Regions from separate parts of the Homo sapiens genome. Here region 1 is linked to region 2. Evidence: read pairs that join two places in POLR2A ChIA-PET (ENCODE). Cell type or tissue: GM12878. All regions are shown on one strand.

What was found. ChIA-PET counts read pairs that join two places held together with the same protein. Peaks named below come from ENCODE experiments on the same cell type or tissue, not always from the same donor. Only the 100,000 strongest peaks of a DNase experiment are listed, where the experiment ranks them.
Region 1: POLR2A ChIA-PET joins it to region 2 with 6 read pairs; 2 of 35 experiments call an interaction of 5 or more read pairs at or near these places.

Annotation. Positions count from the first base shown.
Region 1 is chr3:23,494,098-23,498,097 of GRCh38, reverse strand. The region is part of intron 3 of UBE2E2 (ubiquitin conjugating enzyme E2 E2); the gene reads right to left. Among named protein-coding and RNA genes, the nearest start is that of UBE2E2, 290 kb to the right of the region's middle. In GM12878, no CTCF peak of the experiment used is centred here; a DNase peak (open chromatin) is centred at 1,727.
Region 2 is chr3:23,785,345-23,789,344 of GRCh38, reverse strand. No RefSeq gene overlaps it. Among named protein-coding and RNA genes, the nearest start is that of UBE2E1, 19 kb to the left of the region's middle. In GM12878, no CTCF peak of the experiment used is centred here; no DNase peak of the experiment used is centred here.

The sequences.
Region 1 (4,000 bases), 290 kb after region 2:
ATTTCCAAAAAAAGGGAAACATAAATGGCCAATAATCATATGAAAAATGCTCAATATCATCAAAATCGGGGAAATGAAACTGAAAATCAAAATTCAGTAATATTATTTTACAAAATGCAAATGCAAAAATCAATGCCTGACAAAACCACATGTTGATGAGGATGTGGAAAAACTAGAACTCCTATGTACTGCTGATGAGTATGAGTAATTCCTTCGGATGAGAATATAGGCTCATCTAGTTAAGTTGAATATACAGTTGACCCCTGAACAACAGGGTCTGCATTGCGTGGGTCAACTTAGATGAACTAAATTTCAAGAAAATACATTAGAAAAATTTGAGATTTGTGACAATTTGAAAAAACTCGCTGACAACGCACTAGCCTAGAAATATTGAAAAATTAAGAAAAAGGAACGTCATGAGTGCACAAAATATACACAGATATTAGTTTTTCTTATTTACTACCAGAAAATATATACCGATCTCTTACAAAGTTAAAATTATACCCACAAACCATACATGATGCCATGAGCATTTTAAAAGAAATGTAAGCAAACACAAACATAGAGTATTAAATCATAACTGCATAAAAGTAACTATAATACATACTGTACTACTGTAATAATTTTGTAGCCACCTCCTGTTGCTATTGCAATGAACTCAGCTATTGCCAATAGCTGCTTAAAATGCCTAAAATGCCACGTGACAAAAATCATCTCTGCATGAGCAGTTCATCTCTCCAGCAAATTGCGTATTGCCATAAAAAGTGCTCTCTCTCAGTTCTCGCATATTTTTCATTGTGTTTGTGCAATACCGTAAACCTTAAATAACACCATGGGATCCATACGAAGGGCCACTAGTGATTCTGGAAGTAGTCCCAAGAAGCAGAGAAAAGTCATGCCATTACAAGAAAAAGTTGAATTACTTGATATACACTGTAGATTGAGGTCTGTAGTTGTGGTTAGCTGCCATTTCACCTTGTAAACAGATGATGTAAACTCAGGGTAACAATAAACACGGTACAATACTGTAAATGCATTTTCTCTTCCTTATGACTTTCTTAATATTTTCTTTTTTCTAGCTTACTTTATTGTAAGAATACAGCATATATACATATAACATGCAAAATATGTATTAATTGAAATGTTTATGTTATGAGTAAGGCTTCTTGTCAAAAGTAGGGTATTATTAGTAGTTAAATTTGGAGAAAGTCAAACATTATACATGAATTTTTGATGGCACAGGGGGCTGGTACCTCTAAACCCTGAGTTGTTCAAGGGTCAACTGTACACCTATTTTACAACATAGCAACTATACTCCCAGGTATACACTACAGAGAAACTTTTACATGTGTGTATCACCAGAAGACATTGAGAATAATGTTTATTGAAGCACTATTTATAATAGCAAAATTGGAAACAACACAAATGGCTACTGACAGAAAAATGGGTAAATCCACCCAAAGGAATACTATATAGCAGTGACAATATACAGATTAACATGAATGAATCTTAAAAATACATTTAATAAAAAATTAAGACTAAAAAGAATCTATACAGTAGGATACTATTTCTACAAAGCTTAAAAACAAGCAAACAGGGACATATACTACTGAGGGACACATAAATATGAGGTAAGAAAAGAAAACCAGTAAGAAAAAAGTTCAGAAGAGTGGTTTCCTGGGTAGGAGCAGAGGTTGGAGAAGCAGCACACTGGAGTTTCAATGGTTCTGGGTATGTTTCACTTCTCAGTGTGTGCAGTGGATTCAGGTGCTTTCTGTTTTATTACTAGGTTTTCTCACCTACCATGTGTTAGATACGTTATTACATAGGTACCAAATTCTTATATTAAGAAAAATTATGTCAAAGGTCTACCAATATGGTGAGAAAAGCAACTTGCTGCATATGTACAATGTGATCCTACTGTATAAATAAAAAAAAGATCCTACTGTATGAATTTACAGGTCCTACTGTATGAATATTTTATATTATTTATGGATACATATCTATGTCAAAGTCTTTTAAGAAATTAACTGGAAAGATAAACCTAAATTCATGATAGTGGTTATGAGAACAACAAGGGATGAGGTGGAATGGGGAGATGGGAGGAAACAGATGTAGAGATAGGAAATGAAGGAGAGTTACATTTTATTTCTAGTGTTTGATTTCTCTTGTTTAAAAAAGGATGAAGTAAATAAAATCACAGTTATCCTAGCTTATTGCAAAGGGTTGGAATATATTGAGAAGCAGTGGTGTAAGGGACTAGAGTACAGCATTCCTCCCCCATCACCCCATTACCTCCTTTTCCTGAGGCTGGCAATGAGGCATAGACAGAGTATATTCAGCCCAGATGACAATAAAGCTTTGGCAACAACAGCCTCTTGTTGCCAGACAAGCTCACTCACTCAGATGAATAATACACATGGTTATGCCCTGAGCTATAATTAAACCCAATATGAATAGATAAGCTTATCAGAAGGAAGAGCTTAAAAGTAGAGAAAATCACAGGTTTATAGTTACAACATTACTTCAAGGTAGATGAATAAATTCAGTTAAAAAGTACACACAGGTGAGCGTATACAGCTATGAAATAACATACACAAACACATTTAGTAAATACCAAGCTACGATTTCTCTGGGTCACTTTAAGAAATCTTAAAATGGCCTCCCAAGAATGGTAACCACAGTAAATTACAAGATATAGGCTAAATAAGGAGTCACTACCAAATAGTGTGGCTGAGGAAGGGACTCTGAAGCAGAAGACAGCAGTATCTCACCAAGAAGGGCAATGTCTGCAGATAACATAAACTCAATTTTTGCCCATTCCAAGTTTTATTTGGCTCTCAGTCAGAACTCCAAGTTTTATTGGTTCTTTGAAGTCAGTCAGCTGTCTATGTAGTTATTAACAGTGGACTAAAATAACACAGCTAATATTATCACTCTGAATTGGTTTATGCTGTCAAAGTGTGCCACTTTAAGAAATCTTAGCCAGTAGCAACAAATTATCTTGAAAACAGACTGGTATTTTAAAATGCACATAAAACTAGCCTGTAATCACAGCACTTTGGGAGGCTGAGGCGGGCAGATCATTTGAGGCCAGGAGTTTGAGACCAGCCTGGCCAACTTGGTGAAACCCCATCTTTACTAAAAAAAATACAAAAATTTGCCAGGTGTGGTGGTGGGCGCCTGTAATCCCAGCTACTCGGGAGGAGTATCTGAAATACTCCTATCCCAGGAGATAGAAGATGGGATACTATCTGAGGCAGGAGAATTGCTTGAACCCAGGAGGTGGAGGTTGCAGTGAGCCAAGACTGCGCCACTGCACTCCAGCCTGGGTGGCAGAGTGAGACTCTCAAAAAAAAAAGAAAAAAGCATATAAAACTAATACTACTTCCCTCATATAAAAATTGGGTTTTAGCAACCTGGACTCTTCTAACATTTTAGAAATGTATCACTTGAAATCCCAAAGCTTACAGCAGTGGTTCTTGAACTACACAGCCCTCTGCCCCACTCCTATTTGGATATGTACCAGTTGAGAACCCAACATCCAAAACTTTGCTGTATAATATGGTAGCCATGTGGCTACTAAGCACTTGAAATGTGGCTAGGGCAAATTGAAATGTGCTGTATGTGTAAAATATATACCTAAGTTTGAAGACTTAATGCAAAAGAAAGTAAAATAGCTCATTAATAATTTTAATAATTACTATTTACCTATTAATTTAATAATTATTAATGAACAACTACATGTTGAAATGGTAATACTTGGAATGTATTGGCGTAAAGATGTATGAAAATATGCTTTGCTTATTTTTTTCCTTTAGTCTGGCTGTCAGGAGATTTAAAATTACATACATGGCTCACATCATATTTCTGTATCATGAATCAAGAAGTGAGAAAGAAATCTTTTAATCTTTTAATGATCACTTATCTCTCAAGCTGAACAAATAAAATTTGGTGCCAGAGGACACTTGCAGTACAGAGCAATGATGAAGAACATAAA
Region 2 (4,000 bases):
GTAGAAACTAAATTCCTGATTTACAGATGAGGAAACTGGGACATAGAGAGGTAAGGGATCTGAAATCACAGCTGATCAGTTTTAGAGTTGAAATTCTAACACAAGCCCTCTGACTCCCTGCCCTGCCACTCCTGTGTGTCCAGGGACCAGCAGCGTATGGAGCTTGTTAGAAATGCAAAATCTCAAGCCCTGTCCTAGACCTTTTGAGTCAGAGTCTGCACCTTAACAAGCCCCCAGACAATCAGTGTACACATTCTAGTGCTGTTCTTGATTGCTAAGTATATTGGCTGCCCTGAGCATAGCTTTTTATTCTGATGCTCCTGGGACCCTGTTTTTCACATACCTGAGGTGAAAAATTTGAGTAAATGGCTCCTATGTAAACAGTAGCAATATGTAACATTTTTTTTTCAAAAAAACAATTTTTTTTAATAGAACAGAGTCTCATTCTGTTGCCCAGGCTGGAGTGCAGTGATGCAATCACAGCTCACTGCAGCCTCAACCTTCCAGACTCAAACGATCCTCCCACCTCAGCCTCCCTAGTAGCTGGGACTACAGGCATGTGCTACCAGGCTGCGCTAATTTTTTTAAATTTTTAGTAAAGATGGTGCCTCCCTATTTTGCCCAGGCTGGTCTTGAATCCTGAGCTCAAGTGATCCCCCTGACTCAGCCTTCCAAAGTGCTGGGATTACAGGTGTGAGCCACCATGCCCGACCCTACAATTTTTTTTTTTAATTAGTCAGGCATGGTGTCAGTAGTCCCAGCTGCTTGGGAAGCTGAAGCAGGCGGATTGCTTGAGCCCAGGAGTTCGAGGTTACAATAAGCTATGATTGTGCCACTGCACTCCAGTGTGGGCAACAGTGAGACACCATCTCTTTAAAAAAATTACTTTTCAATAGTAATAGAAATAATACACACTTAATACAGGAAACTTGGAAAATGAAGAAAACATAAAAGTTCGCTCATAAAAACACCATCCTGAAGGCCGGATGCAGTGGCTCAAGCCTGTCATCCCAGCACTTTGGGAGGCCGAGGCAGGTGGATCATTTGAGGTCAGGAGTTTGAGACCGGCCTGGATAACATGGCGAAACCCCGTCTCTACTACAAATACAAAAAATAGCTGGGCGTGGTTCTGCGTGACTGTAATCCCAGCTACTCAGGAGGCTGAGGCACGAGAATCATTTGAATCCGGGGGTCGGAGGTTGCAGTGAGTCGAGATTGCACCATTGCACTCCAGCCTGTGTGACAGAGAAAGGCTCTGACTCAAAAAAAAAAAAAAAAAAAAAAGCCAGGCGCAGAGGCTCACGCCTGTAATCTCAGCACTTCGGGAGGCCGAGGCAGGTGGATCGCGAGGTCAGGAGTTTGAGACCAGCCTGGCCAATATGATGAAACCCCGTCTTTACTAAAAATACAAAAACTAGCTGGGCGTGGTGGCACACACCTGTAGTCCCAGCTGCTCAGGAGGCTGAGGCAGGAGAATCGCTTGAACCCAGAAGGTGGAGCTTGCAGTGAGCCAAGATCACGCCACTGCACTCTAGCCTGGGTGACAGAGCGAGACTCCGTCCAATATTTTCTCTACACATATGTGCATATGTGTGTGCGTGTGTCAGTGTGTGTGTATATATATATGGGGATCATTTTGTATGTGTACCTTTACATACTGAAATTTTTTCTCTTCATATTTTCAGGATGAGCATTTTTGAAATAGTTAAATTGATGAATACACAAGCTGCTTTTTAAGGCTCAGACTCTGGATCAAAAAGTTCTTTCCATCGAGTTTTGATTCCTTCAGCAGCTGTTTTAGAATTCAGATGGGGGCTGGACGCGGTGGATCATGCCTGTAATCTCAGAATTTTGGAAGGCCAAGAGGGCGGATCACTTGAGCTCAGGAGTTCAAGACCAGCTTTGGCAACATGGCAAGACCCCATCTCTAAAAAAAATACAGCTGGGCATGGGGGCTCACATCTGTAGTCCCAGATACTCAAGAGGCTGAGGTGAATGGATTCATTGAGCCTGGGAGGTCCAGGTTGCAGTGAGTTGTGACTGCACCACTGCAATCCAGCCTGGGCTACAGAGCTAGACTCCGTCTCAATAAAAGAATTAAAAAAAAAATACATAAATAGAAACAACAGTAAAAAAAAAAAAAAAAAAAAAGAAAGAAAACAAAAACCAATAATTCAGATGGGAACTGCCCTGTGTTTGAGTATTTCAGTGGTGGACTCCATGCTTAGAGAAAGAACTGCATGGGGGTTGGATTGAAGGCCGACCCAGGAGACTCTTGGGGTTCAGCAGTTCTAAGGCTCTGTAGAGGACCTATGTTTGTTCTGGGTACTGCAACACCTCTCTTAACGGTAGCTTTGACCTTAGGGACACAGAATGAGAAGTGACATTCCAACTATGCAAGCTCCTTCAAAATAGGAATTATTTTTTTTTGTTTTTGCTTTTGTTGTTACATCTCTATGCCCCAGGGCTCAGAACTTGGCCTGACACATAGTAGGTATCAATAAAGTTGATGGATGAAGGCCGGGTGCGGTGGCTCATGCCTGTAATCCCAGCACTTTGGGAGGCTGAGGCAGGCAGATCACCTGAGGTCGGGAGTTTGAGACCAGCCTGACCAACACGGAGAAACCCTGTCTCTACTAAAAATACAAAATTAGTTGGGCATGGTGGCTCATTCTTGTAATCCAAGCTACTCGGGAGGCTGAGGTAGGAGAATCACTTGAGCCCGGGAGGTGGAAGTTGCGGTGAGCCGAGATTGCACCACTGCACTCCAGCCTGGGCAACAAGAGCATCTCAAAAAAAAAAAAAAGTTGATGGATGAATGAATCAATAAATGAATTAGTGAGTGAATGGATGAATGAATGAATAAAGTGGAGAAGGTGGACAGGTGCCTATTGATGTGAATTAGACATCTTCTTACAATCCCACTTTGGCCTCAAACAGCTCCTCTCCATGCCTCAAGTTCCACCATGAGATTATTTTTTCCAGCCAGTCTTTTTTTACACTTTTTTTTTTCACCAAAAGCAAGCATCCCTCAGAGGGCTACCTGTTTCCGTTAAACAGCCTTTGCAAATACATTGATGCTGGGATTTTAGGAAGGGGATTTCCTACAGTTTGGCATAGTCAATACTGTTCTAGGTAAACCAGCTTCCTAAGCCAAGTTCTCTGTCCTTTTAAATATTTATAAAGCAATTGTGTGCCCATCGAGGGTGTTTTCCCCGGAAGCAAGGAGACTTTGCCATTAAAAGCTCAGGGAATGGAGAGCAGAGAGGTCAGTCAATGGACTCTTCCCAATAAAAATTCTTTATGGGTGACATTGTTCCTCCTGGCAAAGATGGAATAATCTGGCATGGGAAAGAGTGCAACCCCACAACTTGGAGACTTTCTCTTAGAAGACTGGTAAAGAGCAGAACTTGCTTCCTCTTGGTTGTCACCTAAAGAGCTGACTTACAAAAGATTTCTCCATAAGGGCATAGCCTAGAGCAAGCCCAGGTTTACTAAGCCACCTTTCTGTTTAAGTGTCCCCTCTACCTTGTTCAATTCTCCCTAACCCTGCTTTAATCTTTCTTCATAGCATCTCTCAACACACGATATTCTATATATTTGTGTATTTATCTCCTTTCCAACTAGAATAAGACCCCACAAGAATAAGGATGATTGTTTAGTTTTATTCACTGCTGTTGTTGAGTGCCTAGAATGTTGCCTGGATCCTATTTTTTTAAGTGAATATTGAACGAATCTTAAACAATAACAATGGTATAATTTATTTTGATTTTCTTATAGTTTCATCGCCAGTCTTCCAACACAGTATCCCTCTCTTTTATTTTTTGTTACAGGGCTTTTTATTTCAAAGGAAAATCCAAACTCAGAATGACTACATGGTTGTAAATAGATTCTGAAGGGTAATAAAACATGTAATGATTTTTTCATTTGCTCCACAAACAAGGCTATGTAATAGCTGGGATCCGATTCTGCCTCGTGTGCCTAAATTTCCTTGTTTATT